Regions from separate parts of the Homo sapiens genome. Here region 1 is linked to region 2. The links are chromatin contacts, found by Hi-C or POLR2A ChIA-PET in ENCODE. All regions are on one chromosome and are shown on one strand. Each heading gives the region's core, a stretch centred on a gene start or an enhancer-like site at or near the end of the contact. The rest is flanking DNA. Distances are from core to core; before and after follow the strand shown. Region 1 has its middle 38 kb from the start of FAM50B. Region 2 has its middle 30 kb from the start of PRP4K.

Region 1 (7,669 bases), core at 4,951-7,450, 180 kb after region 2:
ACAAACAAACAAACAACAAACAAACAAACAAAAATTAGTACAAGACTAAAAACCAGGGTTCATCCACTTACAACATATTTGATAATTCAGGGCCTCATCCTGAAGCGACCTGGATTGGTGTGTGACTGACACAGTGAGATATGCAGCAGCAGGATGATCTGCACTCTGTGACCTAGGAGAAATAATGCCACCTCCCTTGGCCTCACCTCCCTCCAGCTCTGAAAGTCTATGAGTTGTGAGAGTTGGCTTCAGTTTCTGGTTTCCAGCTTTAGGAATCTATCAGTTTTCTATTTTCTATTTTTTTTCTATTTTCCCCTGTGGGGCTGCTGTGAGCATGCCCTAGGCCAGGATTTGGAAGTCACTGATGGACTCCCAGAGGAACTGTCTGGCCCAGTGAGCACTTGGTTGGGTCCTCATTTGCTTTTGTGGCTGGCACAGTTGGGCTGCAAGGCAGGGCTGAGCTGAGGCATACAGCAGTGGGCAGCTTCTGCTGCCTTCAGGAGCTGAGTGCTATGGAGATTTCTGGAGGGGAAGATCTGGGGTGAATCAAGGCCATACAATTGCCGTGTTGAGTCTCCTATTTTTCTTTTAAAACATTTTAAACTTATATATTGACAAATTGTAGTTGTATATATTTATGGGGCACAAAGTGATGTTATGATTTTGAATACAATGTGAAATGATTAAATCTAGCTAATTAACATCCATCACCTCAAATATTTGACATGTTTTGTGATGAGAACATTTGAGATTTACTCTTAGTGATACTGAAATGTACAGTGCTCAATTAAGTATATTCACAACATTGTGCAATCAATCTAAAAAAAAATTGAACTTATTCCTCCTAGCTACTTGAGACAGTGTACCCTTTGATTCTTGTCTCCCCACTCTCCCAGCCCAGCCTCCCAGTAGAATGGTGGCCACCATTCTACTCTCTGCTTCCATGAGTGCAGTTGTTTTCAATTCTGCTAATTCGCATGCTTGCTCTCCCATTTAAACTCCAACACGGGAGAGACCCTTTTCTCTGCATGGCAGCTTGCGTCTATCATCTGTCTACCCATTTGTCTACCAATTTCTTTCTTTTTTTCTTTTTTTGAGACAGGATCTCACTCTGTCACCCAGGTTGCAGTGCAGTGGCGTAATCATAGCTCACTTTGGCCTCAGAGTCATGGCTTTAAGTGATTTTTGCACCTCAGCCTCCCTAGCAGCTGAGACTACAGTCATGTGCCACTATGCCTGGCTAATTTTTAAAATTTTATTTTTGTAGGGACAACAATCTCACTATGTTGCCCGGATGGGTCTTGAACTCCAAGCTGCAAGTGATCCTCCTGCCTTGGCCTCCCAAGGTGCTGGTAATGGCAGTGGTGGGTGGGCCGTCTAGAGCTGCTGCTGCCGTCACGGCTGCAGCGGGAGTGGGGGCAGGGACCGTGGCGGCAAAAGCGGCTGCGGGAGCAGCAGTGGTGTTGGTGGGACCCCTGTTCCCCATGTCCCCGGTGCCCTGTATCCCCAAGGCAGCCGATTGCCCCACTCCCACCCTCGCATGGCCAGGCAGGACCCACTCCCAGGCCCGGAGCCTCTGGCATGGCCTCAACCTCACTCCCTGCTGCATCCTGGGAGCCCGCGAACACCCATCCAAGGGCACAGAAAAAGACTTTAGAATAGACTAAAAGTCCGTAATCTATAAAGATTGAGAATAAGACATAATCTTGGGGACCAGTGACCATGGCTTTTGTTTTTCCTTTAAGAAGGGTCCAAGTTCGAGGCATGGTGACTTAGCAGGAAAAGTGTCCCTCCACAGAGAGGTAGGAGATAGGACATGAAGCCGTTGGTGGAGCCTCTGTATCTCTTGGGACTTCCTTTCCTTCTTCCACAAATTGTAAAAGACCAGCAGGAGGGCCTCACCTAGCAGTGGGTTAGAAATGCAGGATCTCAGGCCACACTCTGGACCTACTGACTCAGTCTGCATTGTAACAAGACCCCACGCCATTCTGTGCACTTTGGGTTTGAGGAGCGAGCACTGGTCTAGAGATTTCTCAGGCACTTTCCAGTGCAAATTTCCTGTCGTTCTAAAACCCCATGGGTTGGCGTGCCCCACTGGCCAGAAGGTGAAAACACATTTTGGGAGCGCTATCTCTGGGACAGTGACAAGGGTGCTTCCCCCAGACGACCAGGGCTTCCCCGAGCTCCTCCACCCCAGGGCTGCTATTTCAGGAGCTCTCCTGCTGAGTCACCAGAGGAAAGCAGCCAGGGGAGGAAGCAGCCGTATCCTGTGCACTCGGCTGGACCAGCGAGGGCAGGTGACTCTGGGGGGCCTCTCCCTTGGCGGTGACTCCATGCAAAGGTGGAGAGCCGTTCATGAAACCCTGTGATTGTATCTGTTAGGCAGGAAGGAACTTATATTTTTCCTATTCCTGTATCCCTGGTTTCTGGAAATTTCCCCATAGTGAGAAATTAGAGGGGATTAATTTATCTTTTCTCCACTCCATCTGAGTAAGCCCTGGAGTGAATACAGAGCCTTAACCATGGAAAGGAGAGATGGGGAGAGGCCCCTGCAGCAGGAGTCAGTAGATGTGGATTCTCATCCTGCCACCCACGGTGTGATTTCAGGTAAATCCTAGGACTCTCTGGGTTCAGATTCCACACTGGTAAAATGCTTCAACCATCTCTAGGCCCTGCCCCTACACACAGTGGATGTTGGAATGCAGCAAACCTTTTACTTATTCATCTGTTGTAATTTAATGTTTTATATAGAAATATATCACGTGATTAAAAACCCAGATGTTCTAAAAGCTGTAACTTGAGAATTGCTCTTACCCGTTTCTTCCTCACTGCTGTTCTCTTACAGGTAATGACTTCTATGAGTTTCTTACATTTCCCTTTATTGAAGCACAAGCAAATACAAACACATGTTCTTGTTTCCCACCCTTTTGTACACAAAAGTGGCTTACTATGTGCAGCATTCTGTATGTTTTCTTGCTAGCTTACAGATGTATATTGAAGATGGCTCCATATTGGACCATTGGAATTCTTTACTCCTTTTTCTGTCATATGATGTCCATTAAGCTTATTTAGCTAGTTTAACGTGCTTGTTTATCTAGTCCCCTATTGATGGCTACTTGAGTCCAATGGAGCTAAATTCTATGTGCTCTATTCACTTACTGATGGCTGGAGGAAGGCAATGCTCACTATAGGAGAGGCACTATCTCTCTCTTTTTTTTTTTTTTTGGAGACAGGGTCTCGCTCTATCACCAGGCTGGAGTGCAGTGGCACAATCTCAGCTCACTGCAACCTCCACCTCCCAGGTTCAAGTGATTCTCCTGCCTCAGCCTCCCGAGTAGTTTGGATTATAGGCGTGCACCACCACACTCGGCTAATTTTTTTATATTTTTGGTAGAGACAGGGTTTCACCATGTTGGCCAGGTTGTCTCAAACTCCTGACCTCAAGTGATCCGCCTGCAGCCTCCCGAAGTGCTGGGATTACAGGCGTGAGCCACTGCATCCGGCCAAGGCACTATCTCTTTAATCCTCACAACAGCCCTGCAAGGTAGACGTTCGTTATGAACTGCATGTATCCCCCTAAAATTCACACATTGAAGCCCTAACCCCCAGTGCGATGGTGTTTGGAGACGGGGCCTTTGAGAGACAGTCAGGTTTAGATGAGGCATGCAGGCAGGGTTCCCATGATGGGATTTAGTGCTCTTATAACAATGGATACTGGAGAGTTTGCTCGCTCTCTCCCTGCTTCCCAGTCCGCCAATATGTGGGGGCACAGCAAGGATATGGCCACTTACAAGCCACAGAGAGGGCCCTCGCCAGAACCCAATGCTGGCAGCCCTGATCTCAGATTTCCGACCACCAGAACCCTGAGAATCTGCTAGCACCTTGACCTTGGGCTTCCCAGCCTCCAGCACAGTGAGAAATCACTTTTTGTTGTTTATAAGCCACCCAGTCCATGGTAATTTGTTATAGCAGCCCAATGCGCTAAAACACTGGCTGACTGCCCACAGTTGCAGTAAGTAGGGTGAGGCAGCATGGTGGGGTAGAAGGGAGGGCCAGAGTGGAGCACCCCACCAAGCGTCCTGCAGCTCCTGCATCATATGCAGGATGTGCTGAAGTTCCTGCCTGACCCATGGAGGAACCCAGAAAGTAGCCAGCTGGAGGGCTGGCACACATAGTGATGGCAGGGTGACCCTGCATCCCAAGGCATCACAAGGCTGCATTGTGGACAGCCTTGGCTAGGAGCCACATGGAGGGCACGGTAGCATGAAGAATGCCAGTGTCTGTTTTGTGCTCTAAAACAGAATACCTGAGACTGGGTAATTTATGAAAAACAGAACATTACTTCTTCATTCTCCTGGAGGCTAGGAAGTCCCAAATCAAGGCGGTGACATCTGGTGAGAGCCTTCTTGTGTGTCCTCACATGGGAGAAGGTGAAAGGGGAAGAGAGAGTGAACCCACTCCCACAAGCCCTTTTTAGAGCTACATTAATCCATCCATGAGTGTGGAGCCCTTGTGACACAACCACCTCCCAAAAGGCTGTAGCTTCCCACATTGCTGCACTGGGGATTAAGTTTCCAACACGGGAATTTAAAGGGACACGTTCAGACCATAGCAACCGGTGACAAGTCTGGTGTTGCCCCAGAGCATGGCAAAAGAGGGCAGCGGAAAAGTTGAGCTGGAGCAGGACGCAGAACACCCAGGGACTGTGAGTGGGCAGTGTTCACACCATGGAGGGCAGGCCACAGAGAAAGCTATGACTTGGGATGGAGGCAGAGGCGCCAGGGGCAGCAAGTGACACAGGAAAGCCCAGCAGTGGCAAAGGAGACCCCACGCAGATCCCGGGAAGGCTGAGGGAGAATGGGTCAAGCCATTGGGGAACAAGGTGTCCATCCTGGGAACCGTGATGGGAGCAAACTTCCTGGGAGCTCAGTTAATAGGGCTGAGAACTTAGGTGTAAGAAATACGGCAAGATTCAGCTACTAAACTCAGGGCCTGTTTTTGTTGTTGTTGTTGTTTGTTTGTTTGAGACGGAGTCTCACTCTGTCTCCCAGGCTGTAGTGCAGTAGCGCAATCTCAGCCCGTTGCTGCCTCTGCCTCCCAGGTTCAAGCAATTCTCCTGCCTCAGCCTCCCGGGTAGCTGGGATTACAGGCATGTGCCACCACACCTGGCTATTTTTTGTATTTTAGTAGAGACGGGGTTTTGCCATGTTGGCCAGGCTCATCTTGAACTCCTGACCTCAGGTAATCTGCCTGCCTTGGCCTCCCAAAGTGCTGGGATTACAGACGTGAGCCACCGTGCCCAAGGGCCTGGGCTTTGAATGAAGTCCCCTAGGCTGAGATCAAGACTATAAACACAGAGCTTGCAAGGAGGGGTTAAGGATAGCTGCGGCTGCGGCGGGCCGAGGAACATGGTGGGTGGGCAGTGTCGCCGAGAAGGCCTGCTTTTCTCTCCCCTGCCCCATGGCTATGTGTAGTTGGGGACTCCTGGCCACAGGGAGTCAAGCTGTAACCTTGACTAGGTGGCCTGGTGGAGTGCTCCAGTATCAGTTTTGGGAATGGGCATGTAGCAATGCACTGAAGCAGGCTGGACAGTCCAGGTGATGACCACACAGGTCGAGTCCATCCTCTAAATCTGCAGGTTCCACATCCTCAGATTTAACTGACCACGCATAAAAAATATTTGGGAAAAAAATTAAAATAACAATACAATAAAATTAATACAAACAAAAAAACACAGTATAACAATTATTTACACAGCATTTGTGTTGTCTTAAGTATTAGAAGTACTGTAGAGATGATTTAAAGTATACAGGAGAGCACTGTGGGAGGCCAAGGCAGGAGGATCACTTGAGGCCAGGAGTTCGAGAACAGCCTGGGCAACATAGCAAGATCCCATCTCCACAAAAAGTACACAAATTAGGCAAGCATGTTGCTGTGGGCCTGTAGTCACAGCTACTCAGAAGGCAGAGGGGGAAGGATTGCCTGAGCTCAGGAGATTGGGGCTACTGTGAGCTATGATCACACCACTGTACTCCAGCCCAGGGGATAGAGTGAAATCCTTCTCTAAAAAATAAAAATAATACATAAATAAATTAATTAAATAAATAAAGTATATAGGAGGATGTGCATAGGATGTATGTAAAGACTCTGTGATTTCATAAGCATCTTGAACACCCATAGTTTTGTATCTGCACGGAGTCCTGGAACCAATCCCCCTGGGATGCTGAGGGATGTCTGTATGTTCCCTCCAGCCATGCTGTACAGCTTGGGTAGCCTGAATAATCTCCCCTGTGACGCTACAGAACATTCCCTTAGCTCCCCAGGGTTGGAGAGGTTCTTCTCTACACCTCAGGGTCTCCCTGTGGCTGGCTGAGGAACCAGCCACTTCTTTGCAGACTGACAAGGGGCTTGTCCTGCAGGCAAAGAAGCCTATTATTTCTCTCTGCAGCTGTCCAGAGAGGCACACCCAGCTGGACACATGCTTCTCTGCTTAGTCACCAGTGGCCATACCCTAGCTTGGCACAGCTGGAGCCTCCAGGAGCCCAAACAGAAAACTCATCTGCAGACCGCACCAGCTTCACAGGCACCAGCTCGGGAGCTGAGAACTTGGCAAAAACAAGCACTGTAGTGAGTAACTGCAGCAAGCACGTGTGCACGCACACTCACGTACTCACACACACATGTGCACACCCAGACACACTCATGAAGCCATTCTGGTCAGCCCCAGATAGCATCATGCTGAACAGACACTGCCCCCTGCCCTGTCTGCTGAGCTCTTCCTCCTGCCAGAGCCCACTAGGCTGGCCTCCTCAATGCATTGCCAATCCTACAGCAGGTTCACTTGCTTTTTCATGAATCTACTAAATTGTTTGTCCTCTGGAGTTGTATTTTGACTTTGAAGCCATAATATGCAAGCAATACATTCTCCAAACACTATGAAAACGTGTTTGTATGTGGCTTGGTTCTAGTGTCTCTGCTCATGGACAAACTCTTCCGACTCACAGACTCTAAGCTGAAAGGGCTCAAAGAGTGATGTCCAACCTTTCTTTACCATAAAGAAGACTGGGTCCCAGATGTGTGGAAGGATGGCCTCTTCTATCCATTCCTTTGAAAATAATGAATCACTCTTTCTAACACAGGAAGACATTACTATAATCTGACCCAGCGACTGGGTTCTGACCCTTCACCCATTTCTGTTCAACTCCCTCAACCTTTTGGGAATTCCTGGCTCAGGCTGCCCACTCCCACTTGCTACTGGACATGTTTGTAATCAGCTTTCATCCGCCTCCCCCTCCCCACCCACCTGGGATCCTGCCATTGGCTTCCCTCTTGAAGCTTTCATTTATTCTACTTATAACTCCTAAGGAGATGCTGCGGCTTCCAGACTTTCTTATTATTGTAAAAAAATTGAGTAATTCTTACTTCATCATTTTGGCAAACTTTAGGATAATTTTATGGTAATTTCTTCCATTAAGATCTGTTCTTGCAAAGATGTATCTGCATGAGTGATGGCTCACCCCTGTAATCCCAGCACTTTGGGAGGCCGAGGTGGGTGGATCACCTGAGGTCAGGAGTTTGAGGCCAGCCTGGCCAACATGGTGAAACACCGTCTCTACTAAAAAATGCAAAAATTAGCTGGTCGTGGTGGTGTGCGCCTGTAGTCCCAGCT
Region 2 (7,082 bases), core at 2,895-5,394:
TTTGTAGAGGCAGGGTTTCACCATGTTGCCCAGGCCTGGTCTTGAATTCCTGAGCTCAAGTGATCTGCCCGCCTCAGCCTCCCAAAGTGCTGGGATTACAGCCACGAGCCACTGTGCCCGCTCCACAGTTTTAGAAGTGGCATTCAAACAGAGCTCAATCACAATAAAAGGCACATCACAAACTATGATAATCCCCCACCTCTTGGATTGTCTTTTATCTCTTAACTTTGTGGAGGGTTTTTGCTTTGATTTTGTTTGTTATGTTATAATGAAGTTTTAAATTGTTAATCATTCCATATGGTGTCTAGGTTTTCCGCCATGATTATAAAGCCCTTCCCTAGCCCCATGTGATACAATTTTCTTTCTTATAATACTTTTATATTTCATTTCTTTTTAAGTCTTTGGTATATCTGACAGCAATTTATGTATGATTCAGATGTATATTTTTTTCCCCAAAGGTCCCAACACCTTTACTGAATAATCTTTTTCCCATAATTTGAGATGACACCTTTATCATACACTTATATGCCCTGTATATTTGAGTCTATATCTGGACTCCCTTCTGGTATAAAGAAGTGCAGTTGACTTTTGTATAACGACCTTATACCTGTCCACCTTGTTAAACCCTCTTACTATTTCTAATATCATGTCTACAGATTCTGATTTTCTGTTAAAATGGTTAATAATTCTGTCTCTCTCTCTTTTTTTTTTTTTTTGACATGGAATTTTGCTCTTATTGCCCAGGCTGGAGTGCAGTGGTACAGTCTTGGCTCACTGCAACCTCTGCCTCCTGGGCTCAAGTGGTTCTCCTGCCTCAGCCTCCCAAGTAGCTGGGATTACAGGCGCCTGCCACTACACCTGGCTAATTTTTGTATTTTTAGTAGAGATGAGGTTTCACCATGTTGGCCAGTCTGGTCTTGAACTCCTGACCTCAGGTGACCCGCCTGTCTCAGCCTCCCAAAGTGCTAGGATCACAGGCGTGAGCCACCGCGCCTGGCCCTTAACATGGTTAATAATTCTCTGATAAAGATTGTTCTAGTCTTTTTCAATCCTTTCTCATCCTTTTGATTCAACTTATTTTTCTTATGTGCTATTGAAGTCCTTCAAGTCTATGTTGTTTTTTTTTATTTCTAAAAATAAAACCAAGAATACCAGAAAACCCTAAGGCTGAAGTAACTGAAAACCAAACTCAAAAATTGATCTGTAGGGTTATTCAGTTACTCTGTTGGTTAGTCACCAGGTCGTGTAAGTGCAAGTCCTAATCAGGAAAAACCAAGACTTTGTGAATTAGGATGGGGACACTCCAGAGGATTCGGAGACCTCCTTGACTCCATGGAGTACTCTGAACTCAATGCCTTGAGCCTCCTCTGCTTGTCAAAGCCTTTCCTTCCTCTTAATCCTCCCGAGGGTGTTTTCCTCCTGACACCAAATGTGTGATGTCCGTTCTAACACCAGCCATTTCTCCAGTTCTCTAGACATCAACCGGATGTCCAATAATTCAATTAAATTCTGATACTGTCTGCCTGCGTTAGCATCCACCCCTACAAGTTAAAGGCTCAGTCCCACAATACTTCCCTACTTCAGATGTCAGCTGTAAATGGGGTGCCCAGGTGATCCACATTTCTGCCCAGGTGACTACAAATTTGGGGGTTCCCATGGCCCCTTCCCCTCAGTTTCTATAATTTGCTAGAATGCCTCACAGAACTCAGCAAAGCCCTGAAGCACTGATTATTCTCATTTTATTATAAAAGATAACAGCTCAGGCCTGGCACGGTGGCTCACACCTATAGTCTCAGTAACTTGGGAGGTTGAGGTGGGAGTATTAGAGCAGGTAGTTAGACGTGAGCAGGGCAGAAGAGGGTCCTTCCACCACCAGGAATGTTAGGCAACCATCAGGTGATGGTCAGGTGGTTGTTAACTGTCTCTTTAAAATAATAATTGGTTGCAGCCAGTGCTAGGGAAAGGCAGTCTCCCAACAGATAGAAAACACCTGAAACTGGTGACTAGCAGCTTCCCAATATGATCTCAGGAGTTGGGTGAGTGGGCTCAAGCATGTGCACTCAAAGGCAAAATGGCAGAGTTTAACGGGTATATGACCTTCCTCTAGGAACATTCAACTTGTAGGAAAGAACGCCTCAATGTGCATTTGTTCAACTTCAGTAAACACACTGTGCATTGGCCCCCTCCTAAGTGCTGGCAGGCCACCGCACATGCAGAATACCAGCATATGAAACCCCAAGTCAGAGGTCAAACTGGGCACTTGAACTCCTCAAGACTCCTGCTTGGCTATCTTCCAAGTGTACCTTACATTCTTTGATTCCTGCTTTAAAACTTTTTAATAAACTTTCACGCCTGCTCTAAAACTTACCTCCATCTCTCTCTCTGCCTTATGCCCTTCAGTCGAACGAATTCTTTCTCCTAAGGAGGCAAGAATTGAGGTTGCTGCAGACTCGTGGATTTGCCACTGCTAACAGGAGGATTACTTGAGCCCAGGAGTTTGCGTCTCCAGTGAGCTATGATGTTATCACTGCACTCCAGCCTGGGCAACAGAGTAGGACCCTGTCTCAAAAAAAAAAAAAAAAAAAAAAAAAAAAAGATACTGCTGAGGAACTGCCAAATGGAAAAAATGCAGAAGAGAAGATATAGGGAGAGGGGCAGAGAGCTTTTACGCCCTCTGTGGGTGCACCAGCCCTCAGTACCTCCAAGTTTTCAACCCGGAAGCTCTCCAAACCCTGTTCTTTAGGAGTTTTTATGGAGGATTTGTTGTGTGGACTTGGATCGATTAAGTTATTGGCCATTGGTGATTAACTCAACTTTCCGTCCCAAGAGATTGGGAGTGGGGCTAGAAGTTCCAGCCTCTAAAGATGCCTAGGTCTTTTATCAATCCACCCTCATCCTGAGGCCATCCAGGCAACCCCAGGCACCAGTCAGCTCATTATCATACAGAAGATAATCTTATCACACGGGAGATTCCAAGGGTTTTAGAAGCCATGTACCTGGAACTGGCACAAAGACCAAATATGTTTTCTTGTGCTTTACCTCTCTTTTAAAAACATGTAACTCCTTGTTATGGGTTGAATTGTGTCCCCTGCTTCACGAATTTCATATGTTGGAGTCTTGACCCCCAGCACCTCAGAATTGTTGATGAAAAGAGTCAAACTCTGTAAAATATTTGAAGAGATTTATTCTGAGCCAAATATGAGTGACCAATGCCCATGACACAGCCCTCACGAGATCCTGAGAACATGTGCCCAGGGTGGTTGGGGAATAGCCTAGTTTTATACATTTTAGGGAGACATGAGACATCAATCAAATACATGTAAGATATACATTGATTTGGTCTGGAAAGGTGTCACAACTCAAAGATGGAGGGTGAGGGGCAGTTCCAGGTCATAGGTAGATTTTAAAATTTTCTGATAGGCAATTGGTTAAAAGAGTTATCAATAGAATGTCTGGGTTTCGATAGGGGTTGTGGAGACCAACTTTTAAATTATGCAAATGAAGCCTCCAGATAGCATGCCTCAGAGAGAATAGACTAAATGTTTCTTATTAGACATAAGTTCTGTGTTGATGTTAAATGCTGGTTGGCTCTTTCTGAATTCCATAAGTGGGGATGGTATAACGAGCCATGTCTGACCCCCCCATTTCCATCATGGCCTGAACCAGTTTTTCCGGTTAACTTTGGAATGCTCTGGCAGAGAGGAGGAGTCCATTCAGATGGCTGACGGATCTTAAGATTTTATTTTTGGTTTACAGAATATAGCCTTATTTAGGGATAAGGTCTGTAAAGAGGGAATCAAGTTAAAATGAGTTCATTATGTAACTGAGTACTCTCATTTTTCAGTTTATTTTTTAATTATTTTCTCCTCTCCCCTTTCCCCCGGCTTATGCCCCCAAAGCATGCCTGCCTCAGAACCTTCACCCTCTAGGAGGGGTTGCCTTGGAACTCCCACCCACCAGGAGGGCATGTCAAAAGCACGCCCACTTGGCCACTTTTATAACTTCTGCCCAGGAAGGCACCAACTCAGCTACCCAGTAGTTAAGGCACTGGGCCAGCAGGGGGACCCCTCGCCCTTGCTCACTCCTTCCCCGGCCTTGGATAAGTGCCTACTTTCTGCTCTGGGAGCAAAACGTCACATGTAAAGGCAGGACTAACGTTCACGACTCTTCCCCAAGCTAGCTTCGGAAGAAACCGCTTTCTTTATGCCAGACCTCGCTCTTGTTAATTGGACTACGCAGGCAGCAAGCAACTAACCCTCTGTTTGGTGACGGTTATGGATGGGCGCCCTAATCCGGTATGACTGCTGTGCTTATAGAAAGGAGAAACTGTCCAGGCGCGGTGGCTCACGTCTGCAATCCCAGCACTTTGGGAGGCACAGGCAGGCGGATCATGAGGTCAGGAGATAAGACCATCCTGGCCAACATGGTGAAACCCTGTCTCTACTAAAAATACAAAAATTAGCTGGGCGTGGTGGCGCGTGCCTGTAGTCCCAGCTACTCGGGATGCTGAGGCAGGAGAATCGCTTGAACCAGGGAGTCAGAGCTTGCAGTGAGCCAAAATCGCGCCACTGCACTCCAGCCCGGTGACAGAGCGAGACTCCGTCTGAAAAAAAAAAAAAAAAAGGAGAAACTTGTACATGGAGATATGCGTAAATGTACAGGGACACAGGAAGAAAATGGCTTTCTACAAGCCAAGGACAGAGGCCTGAAACGGATCCTTGCCTCACAGCCCCCAGAAAGAGCCCACCCTGCCCCAACACCTTGATCTTTGATTCCCAGCCTTCAGAACTGTGAAACAATACATTTCTGTTGTTTAAGCCACTTGGTTACGGCAGCTATAAGAAATTGATACACTTTTTTTTTTTTTTTTTTTTTTTGAGATGGAGTCTCACTCTGTCAGCCGGGCTCTGGAGTGCAGTGGCACGATCTCGTCTCACTGCAACCTCTGCCTCCCTGGTTCAAGCAATTCTCCTGCCTCAGCCTCCCGAGTAGCTGGGATTACAGGCGCCTGCCACTACCGCCAGCTAATTTTTTGTATTTTTAGTAGAGATGGGGTTTCACCATGTTGGCCAGGCTGGTCTTGAACTCCTGATCTTATGATTCGCCCTCCTTGGCCTCCCAAAGTGCTGGGATTGCAGGAGTGAGCCACTGCGCCTGGCCCTAATACACTTTTTTATATGAGGAAGTTACATTGTAAGAGCAAGTAAATATTCCTCTATACATCCCCAACCACTTCCACTGTATATAGACCAGTAGCTAGAGTTAAATCCCTGTATGCCCCAAGGGAAATTACAGATTTAACACAAGAGAAGGCTTACACATCAAAAGACTTGTAAGACTTTGATAATTTATGTCTTCTCTTCCCTGAGATAATTCTTCCAAAGCTTAGCATTCACTGGCTTTTGTTTATCATGCTCATGTCCACTGCCATTTTTTGATGTACTTAATTCATAGGTCCCTTGTTGGCTCTTTAGTCCTCATTATTCATTTGAAAGCTTCTGGACTACCATAAGGCTATCTATGAGATGTTGGTATAGCGCCCTGAACATCTCTCTTATCTTACTTAGTACACTTGTATGACTTTAACTTGTATTTTCCCCACTAGGCCCTGTTTTGTGTGAGGATTCCCAGTGTCTAGCACAATGCCTGGTACATACCATGTGTTTAATACCTAGTTCTTAAAGGAAGAAGGAAGAGAGGAAGAGGAAGGAAATTCTATCCAATAAATGCTATCTAGGAACAATGTGGATTTATCTTTCTCTTTAGTTACTTAGGAGCTACATTAGTATCCTTAGAACTTGTGCTGGAGAGATTAGTGTTGGCAGTTTATTATTTCGTTACCCTTCGAAACTGCATGGGTAATAACAGACTGTGGATAGTCTCACATGCTGTCTCCAAATACTTTCTCCCTAAAACTAGAGCATATCCTCTTAAACACTGGCCTTGTTCGCCACCACCATGGCCCAGAAGCAGGCCCAATAATCCTGGGGAGTGTTCCTGACTGGAACTCTGGGTCAGAAAGGATAAAGATGACTTAATCTCGCAATCCCACTTTCTACTCGGTTCTGATACTCTTGATGTACACATGTTCCTCTGCTAGGTGCTTTTCATTTTTTTGAGGGCCTTCAGTCTTCTGTTCAAGTGTGCATGGTGCTTCTAAGCCTTCTCACTTAGTTTTGAAATTAGCATTCTACTCAGAATAGATAAATGCTGCCAACTTGCAGTTCTTTTGCTTGGCCCAGATTCCCTTATAGTTTGCAGGTAATTTTCAGGGTCTTCAGTATGAGATTATTTTCATTTCCTAGTTTCAACACAGATGGTTTTCTCTTTACTTTTGGTTCATTTCCGTGCATTTTGGGGAAAGGAGATAGATAAATGTGCACTTTTCAGCTACCTTTCTGGACAATATTAGCATTTCCCCTTTACTTCTGAATATCCTTTGGACTCTCCTATATTGGAAAAAGAGGGTGATTTATGACTATTTTAATGGAAAACAAAAATAAATCTATAGACAAGTTGTTAGATATATTAAGAGTTTAACAAGGTGAATATTATAACAGCTATACCTTCACCCAGCTACCCTTGCTGGGCTCTAACTCGCTGTCTCTTTCTCTTGTTATTGTTGTTGTTTTCCCCCATGGGTGAGTTCTTTATGGCAGTCTCCACCATTTCCTCATAATCATTTTCCTTTTGATTTCTATATTCTGACATCCAGTTCCCATCATACTGCGGCAGCTGATCTCTCAAAATAAATTCATTGATTTTTTTTTTTATAATTGCAGTTACATTTTTTCTCCTTTACTTTCCTTGCACACAGGACTGTATTTGATGCTGTTAATTAACCCTTCTTTAAAACTTTGTTTTTTGTTTACTTCTGTTTCTTTACTGACTGTGTACAGTAATCAGAAAAATCAGAAAAAGACCTGATTTTCTCTAAATCAGGCCTTTTTCCCTCAAGGATCTTTGTGGCCATTTCCCCTGGTTTTCCTTGAGGAGAAAACTATCTCTCTACATCTCCCTCTTAACCCAACTTCCACTCCGCTATTTTAATAGTCTACTGGATGCTACGGTGAACAATTTAA

Evidence for each region. Hi-C counts contacts between places; a loop is a spot of excess contacts on that map. ChIA-PET counts read pairs that join two places held with the same protein, here RNA polymerase II (POLR2A). Pooled maps may share reads with other maps.
Region 1: a loop to region 2 is called in a map of mammary epithelial cell, with 3 times the contacts of the local background. The contact joins two enhancer-like sites. A Hi-C loop is called at or near these places in 1 of 168 maps with a recorded cell type or tissue (mammary epithelial cell) and 2 of 50 pooled maps. POLR2A ChIA-PET finds 5 or more read pairs at or near these places in 3 of 52 experiments (IMR-90, Panc1 and activated T-cell).

The regions. Positions count from the first base shown.
Region 1 is chr6:3,807,902-3,815,570 of GRCh38, reverse strand. No RefSeq gene overlaps it. Among named protein-coding and RNA genes, the nearest start is that of FAM50B, 38 kb to the left of the region's middle. RefSeq lists enhancers at 4,804-5,304, 5,305-5,805. Within about 2 kb of position 6,200, at least 16 of the 41 ENCODE cell types and tissues checked have a DNase peak (open chromatin) inside an H3K27ac peak, as active enhancers do; they include Panc1 and mammary epithelial cell, where a contact is called at or near this core.
Region 2 is chr6:3,987,998-3,995,079 of GRCh38, reverse strand. No RefSeq gene overlaps it. Among named protein-coding and RNA genes, the nearest start is that of PRP4K, 30 kb to the left of the region's middle. RefSeq lists an enhancer at 3,834-4,333. Within about 2 kb of position 4,144, at least 24 of the 41 ENCODE cell types and tissues checked have a DNase peak (open chromatin) inside an H3K27ac peak, as active enhancers do; they include Panc1 and mammary epithelial cell, where a contact is called at or near this core.